Regions from separate parts of the Homo sapiens genome. Here region 1 is linked to region 2. The links are chromatin contacts, found by Hi-C or POLR2A ChIA-PET in ENCODE. All regions are on one chromosome and are shown on one strand. Each heading gives the region's core, a stretch centred on a gene start or an enhancer-like site at or near the end of the contact. The rest is flanking DNA. Distances are from core to core; before and after follow the strand shown.

The links. A loop is a pair of places that touch in the nucleus more often than their neighbours do. ChIA-PET counts read pairs that join two places held with the same protein, here RNA polymerase II (POLR2A).
Region 1: a loop to region 2 is called in a map of HepG2, with 17 times the contacts of the local background. The contact joins two enhancer-like sites. A Hi-C loop is called at or near these places in 1 of 168 maps with a recorded cell type or tissue (HepG2). POLR2A ChIA-PET finds 5 or more read pairs at or near these places in 1 of 52 experiments (A549).

Annotation. Positions count from the first base shown.
Region 1 is chr2:47,298,987-47,302,637 of GRCh38, reverse strand. The region is part of intron 3 of EPCAM-DT (EPCAM divergent transcript); the gene reads left to right. Among named protein-coding and RNA genes, the nearest start is that of BCYRN1, 35 kb to the left of the region's middle. Within about 2 kb of position 1,842, at least 6 of the 41 ENCODE cell types and tissues checked have a DNase peak (open chromatin) inside an H3K27ac peak, as active enhancers do.
Region 2 is chr2:46,406,992-46,410,856 of GRCh38, reverse strand. LOC124907762 (a long non-coding RNA gene) reads left to right here. Exons shown (of 2, transcript XR_007086306.1): 1 at 1-1,448. Among named protein-coding and RNA genes, the nearest start is that of LINC01820, 15 kb to the right of the region's middle. RefSeq lists an enhancer at 1,417-1,991. Within about 2 kb of position 1,601, at least 21 of the 41 ENCODE cell types and tissues checked have a DNase peak (open chromatin) inside an H3K27ac peak, as active enhancers do.

The DNA of each region.
Region 1 (3,651 bases), core at 593-3,092, 890 kb before region 2:
GTATTTTTAGTAGAGATGGGGTTTCACCACGTTGGCTAGGATGGTCTCAGTCCCTTGACCTCGTCATCCAGCTGCCTCAGCCTCCCAAAGAGCTGGGATTACAGGCGTGAGCCACTGCGCTTGGCCATGGTTCCTTTTAGTTTCATGATTCCTCCTGCCAGACCTCTGCCCATAACCTTTCCCTTGCCAAGAATGCTTTTCCTTTCCCCTGGCATTTATATAACTACTCCTTATCCTTCAAACTAGTTCAAACGGCAGCTCCCCAAGGAAGCCTTCTCTGACCTCCCAGTTAGAGACTCTTCGGGCATCCTATACTTTTCCTTTATAGCACTTCTTACACTAGCAATAAAAAATGTGTATGATTACTTGATTAATGTCTTTTACCCTGATAGACTGAAAGTTTCTTGATGGTAAGGGTCCTGCGTATTTTTGCTCACCATTTTATTCTAAGTTCCTAACACAAAGTAGGCACTCAAGAAAAGAACTACTGAATGAACGCATGTTTAGAAGACAGAGGAGAAACTCCACATATGATAGACTAGAACTACGCCCTCCAGGATACCCCTTTCAAGCCAAGGATGTGTGGACCCCTACATCACGGTTCTTTGAAGTCCAGTCACATACCTGGGGCAAAGCAATCTCAAAATAGCCAGTGCTAGTGTGGGAAAAGCTGTTACTCTATCGGGGCAACTGTCCTGGCCAGAGATTAAGTGACAGTTTACTTGAGAAAGGTTGACCCAGAAAACCGTCCTACAATATGCAACATGCATGAGAGAACCTGATCAAATCTAAAAATAGCTCCATCACTGGAACTGGAAAAACTTTAGTGAGGATTCAGCCTCTCTCCTTGCAACCTCTACCTCTATGGAGACTTTGATCTTTTTCACTGAACTACAGAATCCCAGAATGGTAGTGCTGGGAAGCGATCTAGTCTATTGCTCTCATTTTAATTTAATTTTTAATTTGAAGAATTTTCTATAGAGTCAAGATCTTGTTATGTTGCCCAGGCTGGTCTTAAACTCCTGGCCTCAAGTGATCCTCCTGCCTTGGCCTCCCAAAGTACTGGGACTATAAGCATAAGCCACTGTGTCCAGCCTGCTCTTATTTTAAAATGAGAAAATTAGCTTCAGGGAGGTTTAACTATTTCCCCTGTACCACCCAGGCAGTCAGTTGCAGAAACAGCTCAGACAGGGGCTTTCTAGCTTCACCGCAGTAATGCTTGGGTTTGCGATCTGGAAGACCAAAATAGACACACTTTTATCAACTAAGACAGGTTCTAAGGTTAAGGAAACAAAGTTACCTACGGGTCTATCTACTGGTGGAGGGTTCAGGACCCAGCTAGCATGGCAAATTGCTAAATTCCTGAGGCTCTAAACTCCCTAACAATAAGAGATATCAGCCCTCTCCTAACTCAGATTTACAATCCAAACCACTACAGCCCTGACTGCACAGCAGACCAGCCTTACAAAGATTCTTTCCTGAATAAGCTACTTCAGACCTTAAGCCTTAAGCCAGTTTCAGCCAGCTTACAGAAGCTGCACACAAACTGTCTTTGTGTGCTTTAGTTCACCTTTTCACATAAAGCACCAAATTCCATCTGATTTTTATGCCAAAACCCTGCCCAAAGTGAACATGGAATATATGTTACCTATATGCTTATCCATCATCCATGCGCTAGGCTCCCTTCATAATTATGTATAGCTTTTCCCCAAAACCTGATGAATATGTATGACTCTGTTGTGTGATACACGCCCTGTGAAGCAAGAAACCCAAGCTTCCTTCCTCACTTCAAAGAGACAGGACCTTCTGTCCACACTGGAGACTTCCTCTTTCTGGGTTGCAAACCAGTATCACCAATAAAGCTCTCCTTTCCACTATTTAGCCATCCTGGTGGTCTTTTGGATGACAGGTTTGACACCACCTAGCTTTTAGGCATCTTGGATGCTAAAGACCCTGCAAGATTTATGTTCTTGTGGGTCACCCAAAAGGGAGGCAGGTGAGCGGGGGCTTATTTCCTACTTCTCTGGTTCATTGTCACAGTGAGCAAAAGTCTCAGCAAGGGAACCCATGCAAACCACTCAAGTTCTGGGTGAAGGATCAAGGGAACCCAGGCAAACCACTCAAGTTCTGGGTGAAGGATACCTGGAACAGAGACTGGAATATGGCAAGATAAAGGATAGGAACTTGGGTTCCAAGGGCTGATCTTAGCTCTACCACCAGATAGCCTGGGTTATCACTTGGGAAACACACTGTCCCTCTAAAATTTGTTATATGGGTTAATAATACTGACTTCAGGCTATTGCGAGACTCAAGATAATGTACTAAAGACCTTTAGCACAATGTCTGACATCTGGTGTTCAATAAGTGGTGATATTGCTCAATTTCATTCCAATTCAAACTTATAAACATCCATGGGAAGTCTGCTTTATAGACAAGCAATAGGGGAGCACAGTAATTATTTGGGAGGGGAAATCTCAGCAGTTCTTCCAAGTGACACATTCTTTCTTTAGATATGTTAATACCTTATTTAAAAAAATTTTTTTTTTGAGACAGGGTATTGCTCTGTCACCCAGGCTGGAGTGCAGTGGTGTGATCTTGGCTCACCGCAACCTCTGCCTCCCTGGTTCAAACGATTCTTGTGCCTCAGCCTTCCCAAATAGCTGGGATTACAGATGTGCACCACTATGTCCGGCAGATTTTTATATTTTTAGTAGAGACGGGGTTTTGCCATGTTGGCCAGGCTGATCTGGAACTCCTGGCCTCAAGTAATCTGCCCACGTCAGCCTCCGAAAGTGTTGGGATTACAGGCATGAGCCACCAAACCACTGAGCCCGGCCCTAGGTATGTTAATACTTTAAATCAGGTTGCAGTCAAGTCCTGCTGGCCAGCTGAGGCTCTTGCAATGACTTTGCATATCTGTGCTCAATCCATTAGTCATAGGATTTACACTTCAACATCTACAGCAATCTTTTTTTTTTTTTTTTTTTTTTTTTTGTCCTGAGAGAGAATCTTGCTCTGTCGCCCAGGCTGAAGTTCAGTGGTGAGATCTCGGCTCACTGCAACCTCCGGCTCCCGGGTTCAAGCAATTCTCCTGCCTCAGCCTCCTGAGTAGCTGGGATTACAGGTGTGCGCCACCACACCTGGCTAATTTTTTTTTTTTTTTGAGATGAAGTCTTGCTCTGTCGCCCAGGCTATAGTGCAATGGCGCGATCTCAGCTCACTGCAACCTCCACCTCCTGGGTTCAAAGTGATTCTCCTGCCTCAGCCTCCTGAGAAGCTGGGACTACAGGTGCGTGCCACCACGTCCGGCTAATTTTTGGTATTTTTAGTAGAGATGGGGTTTCACCACATTAGCCAGGATGGTCTCCATCTCCTGACCTCATGATCCACTCACCTTGGCGTCCCAAAGTGCTGGGACTACAGGCGTGAGCCACCGCACCCAGCTAGAGCACTCATCATTATCAAGAACTTTGGAGGCCCTGAGATTCGAGACAATTGAAGGGATCCAGAATAAGCCATTGTGCCATAAAAATTTTTGTGAGCTGAAAGCATTTGGGGTCCTGAAGTCCCTTATCTTCCTAAAAGCAGAGGCTCCCAAAAGAACTCAAAAGAACTCAGTTATCATAAATCCCCTCCCTGGGAACAACTCTA
Region 2 (3,865 bases), core at 352-2,851:
AATATTCATCTTTTTCAGCAAGGCCCTGAACCTCCCCTCTTCACCACGTGCATTCATTCATCCATCCCTCTGTCCAACTTCATCTAATGGGGCCAGCGTGGCTACATCAACACAGCTGCCCTTGTGTTTCTGGAACAGTAAGAAGGGTTCTGAGCCCCATGAGAGCAGAAGCAGGCCTATATACCTTCACATCTGTATCCTCAGGGCCTGGATCAGGGCTGGCCCTGAAGAGGTACTCAGGAATGTTTGGTAAAGAAACGTTCTCAGCATTTGTCTTCCCAGCTGACCAGGAAGGTTCCACTTGATCCTGGGCACCCGTTCTGGGTACAGCATAGGCTATTGGCCAACACATGCTCAGCTGTGCCAAAGATGAGAGGAGCAGGGCATGTGCCTCGGGCAGCTCTGGTAGTTTCATTAAGATTCCTGTTTGCTGGGTATGTCGTGGGGAAGCTGATCATGGTGTTCCCACCACCACGGCTAGCTGGGAAAGCCTTGTCTCACCTACCTCCATCTCCTGCTTCCTGGGCACCTGCTTGCGGGAGAGAGAGAGAGCAATTCAGGTATGCCACAAGGGGAACTTACCTGCCTAAATGCAGGTTTGTCAAGAATTCTTGTCCAGCCAGAAAAAATCTTGTCAGGCTGAAGCGAAGTGATACATGATTTTTTTTTTTAAAGTCTGCTTTAAATTTCTCGTGGCTTCCAAAAAAGCGGCTAGCATACTTCCATATGGGATAAACTGGTATTCCATTAGATTAACTCATGCAACATTTTCTGAGAACCTACTGTGCCCCAGGTACCAGAGATGCCACAATGAGTAAAACCTACCCCACCAGGCTGTGCCATGTGGCCAGAAGAGCCCAGATGAGGAGGCTGTGGGTCTCTCCAGTAGCAGGTGTGGGGTCAGGCTCGTGGTCATCTTAGCCTCTTCCAGTCCTGCTTGTCTGGAGTCTGTGTGATGTAGGGGCAAGAGCACTGAGAGGACGTTGAAGGCCCTGGATTCTGTCTCTTGTTTGTCCTTCACCCGCTGAATGTCTGACAAATGGTTTCTTCATCTGTAAATGAGAGAGCCACACTAATTAAAGGTCTGGAAGGGCCCTTGAGGACACACATTCCATGTTCTGTGATCCCCACTTCTCTGTGTGTGTTTTCTCTTTTTTCTCTCAGCACACTGGGGCCAGACACTGCCGCTACATGTGGTGGAACCAAGTGACAGAGGGGGAGTAAGCGGAGGCTGGAATTTCTCCCTCTGTTGGCTCTCCCTGACCACCTGCCTGCTTAGCCTCTCCTCTTCCCCCAGTGAAAGTGCTGCAGCAATCTCGGCCTTTGGCACTCTCCTCAGGAATTTATGAAGCTTGTGATGTGAATGATGGAGCCAGCTAAGCCTCCTCTGCACTGACAGCTCAGCACAATGACCTGTTGGGTGATGAAAGAAATGCCAGGTGCTTCAGGTGAATTGGCTGGGATTGGGTAACTCAGAGAGTTGGCTCCAGAGTGTGTGTGTGTGTGTGTGTGTGTGTGTGTGTGTGTGTGTGTGTATTCATGGGACCTCACTTGAGCCAATGACACACCCAGACGGGACCTGGGCCAGCGGGCGTTGGGCCTGAGGTAAACGCCTGAGTCACTTTTGTCAACAGATCCTAGGCCCTGTCCACATATGGACTGGGAACCATGACTGCGCCTCACAATAGCCCAGCGAGGGCTGGTGTTTTTCCACTTAGAGTTGGTTTTGTTTCCCAAAGCTGAGCCTAATCCTTTTAACCCTTGCCTCTGGACTCCTCTTGGGGAGGAAGGGAACGCTATCCTTGCCTCACCAGCTCAGGTGGTTGTGCAACCAGCTCTAGGCGCGGGAGGAGGGCCAGGCCGCCTGTGTGTGCTCTGTGGGCAGGGCAGGTAGGCAAAAGGCCAAGTTTTAGGGCTGGACTCCTTCCCTGTGGGCTGGGGAGAGGGCTGAGGAAGGCTCCTGCTGGATCCCGGGGTTGGGATGGGTTCCTGGCTGGCTGGACTTCTGCCTACCCATCACCCTCTGTGACAGCCCCTTTCTTCGTGGTCCGGCCTTGCCTTCTTCCTCACTCTCTCACACTCCCTGCCAATCTCAGTCTTATCTCTCCTGTGGCTCGACAGAGAGCTTCCAGCCCAGGCCTCTCTGCCTAGCCCCAGATGCCCAGCCTCTGCCCAGCCCCAGATGCCCAGCCTCTGCCCTCAGGTGTCTCCAAGTCAGCGTGGGGCCCAGAAATGAGGATGCAGGCTCTGAAAACCACATCACAGCTCTGATTCTTACAGGGTTTTCAATCACACTACGCTTCAGTTTTCTCATCTATAGATATGGATAATAGCTGTGCCCTTCTCAAAGGTCCCCCCATGTGGGATTTAAATGAAATAATTCATATAAAGTTCCTAGATCTTGGCCTAGCACCTATTATTTTATTGTCTCTCTTCTCCAGCCCCAAACCTGCTCATGCTGCAGTCTCCCCGGTCCTGGTTTGTGGCTCAGTGGTTCACCCAGGCCACCCTGTGTCCTGCCCGTGCCCATATCTAGTCATCTCTAGGCCGCAGTCCTTGCTGCCTCTGCATTCCTGCGGCCCTGTGTTAGTTTAGGGCCTCTTTCTCTCTTTTCTGTAGTAGTGAGTTCCTAGCTCCTGAGCCAGCTGCATGATGCAGTCCCCAAATCTGATACAATCCTAATACAACGGCCCAATCCGATCATTACAAAAAGGCGGAGGAGCTCGCTATCAACTCCAGAATCAAGTCCACAACCTCCAAGGTGTGCGCAGCCTGGCGAGACCTGGGCTTTGCTCACCCTTCTGGCTTAATTCTCACCACACACTCCCCTGTAGCAGCCATGCCAAACCACGGCCCACGCTTCCGTCTCCTTGCCTTTGTTCGTGCTGTTCCTGCTTTCTGCTTTACACCTTTCCTGTATCCTTCTTTACCTGCTAGATGCCTGCTTTGCCATCAAGACAATAATCTTTTTTAAATTTAAATTTAAATTCTTTTGACTTTTAGGTGTAGGGTACATGTGCACATTTGTTAGGTAAATTGCATGAAAGACAATCTTAAATACATTTACAGACCCAGTAGCCAGACACTGTACTAACTGTGATTTACATGTATTCATATAATCTTTTCAACAACCTCTTGAAGTGGGTACCATTTATAAATGAGGAAACTGAGGCACAGAGAGGTTGGTAAGTTGACCAAGCTCATAGAATTAGTAACTGGCAGAGCCTGGGTGCAAACCCATGCAGCCAGTGCTAGAACCTGCGCCTGACTGCTACGCTATGTCTCAAGCCCCTCGTAGGCACTGCCCTCCCACTGATGCCCACCTGGCCTCCCCAGGCACTGTTTGGTGCCTCCCCTTTGGTGCTGGTGACTACTGTTGCTTTGCCACAACATGTGTTAGTCACAGTGCTTTTTCCGGCGAACCTCTGGAGGGCAAGGACCGTGTTCTGTTCATTCTCACATCCCCATGGCCCACAGTGCTTGGCACCTGGTAGGTGCCCAATAGACGTTTGTTACACCAAAAGAGCTGGTGAATGAAATGTCATCTGTAGGACTTGTCAGAATGCCTTCTTGCTTCCATCAACCTTTGGCCCTCCATTTCCAAGACTTACCTAAGACTTGCCTCCTTCCTGAAGCCTCACCCACCCTCACTCTCTTCCTTTGCTGGAAGCCTCCTCGCTTGCACAAGGCTCATGTGTATATGGTCAATTCTTTTCCCTCCCTCCCTTCCTTCCTTCCTGACAGAGCTTTGTGCTTGTTGCCCAGGCTGGAGTATAGTGACGCGATCTCGGCTCACTGCAACTTCCACCTCCCGGGTTCAAGCGATTCTCCTGCCTCAGCCTGCAGAGTAGCTGGGATTACAGGT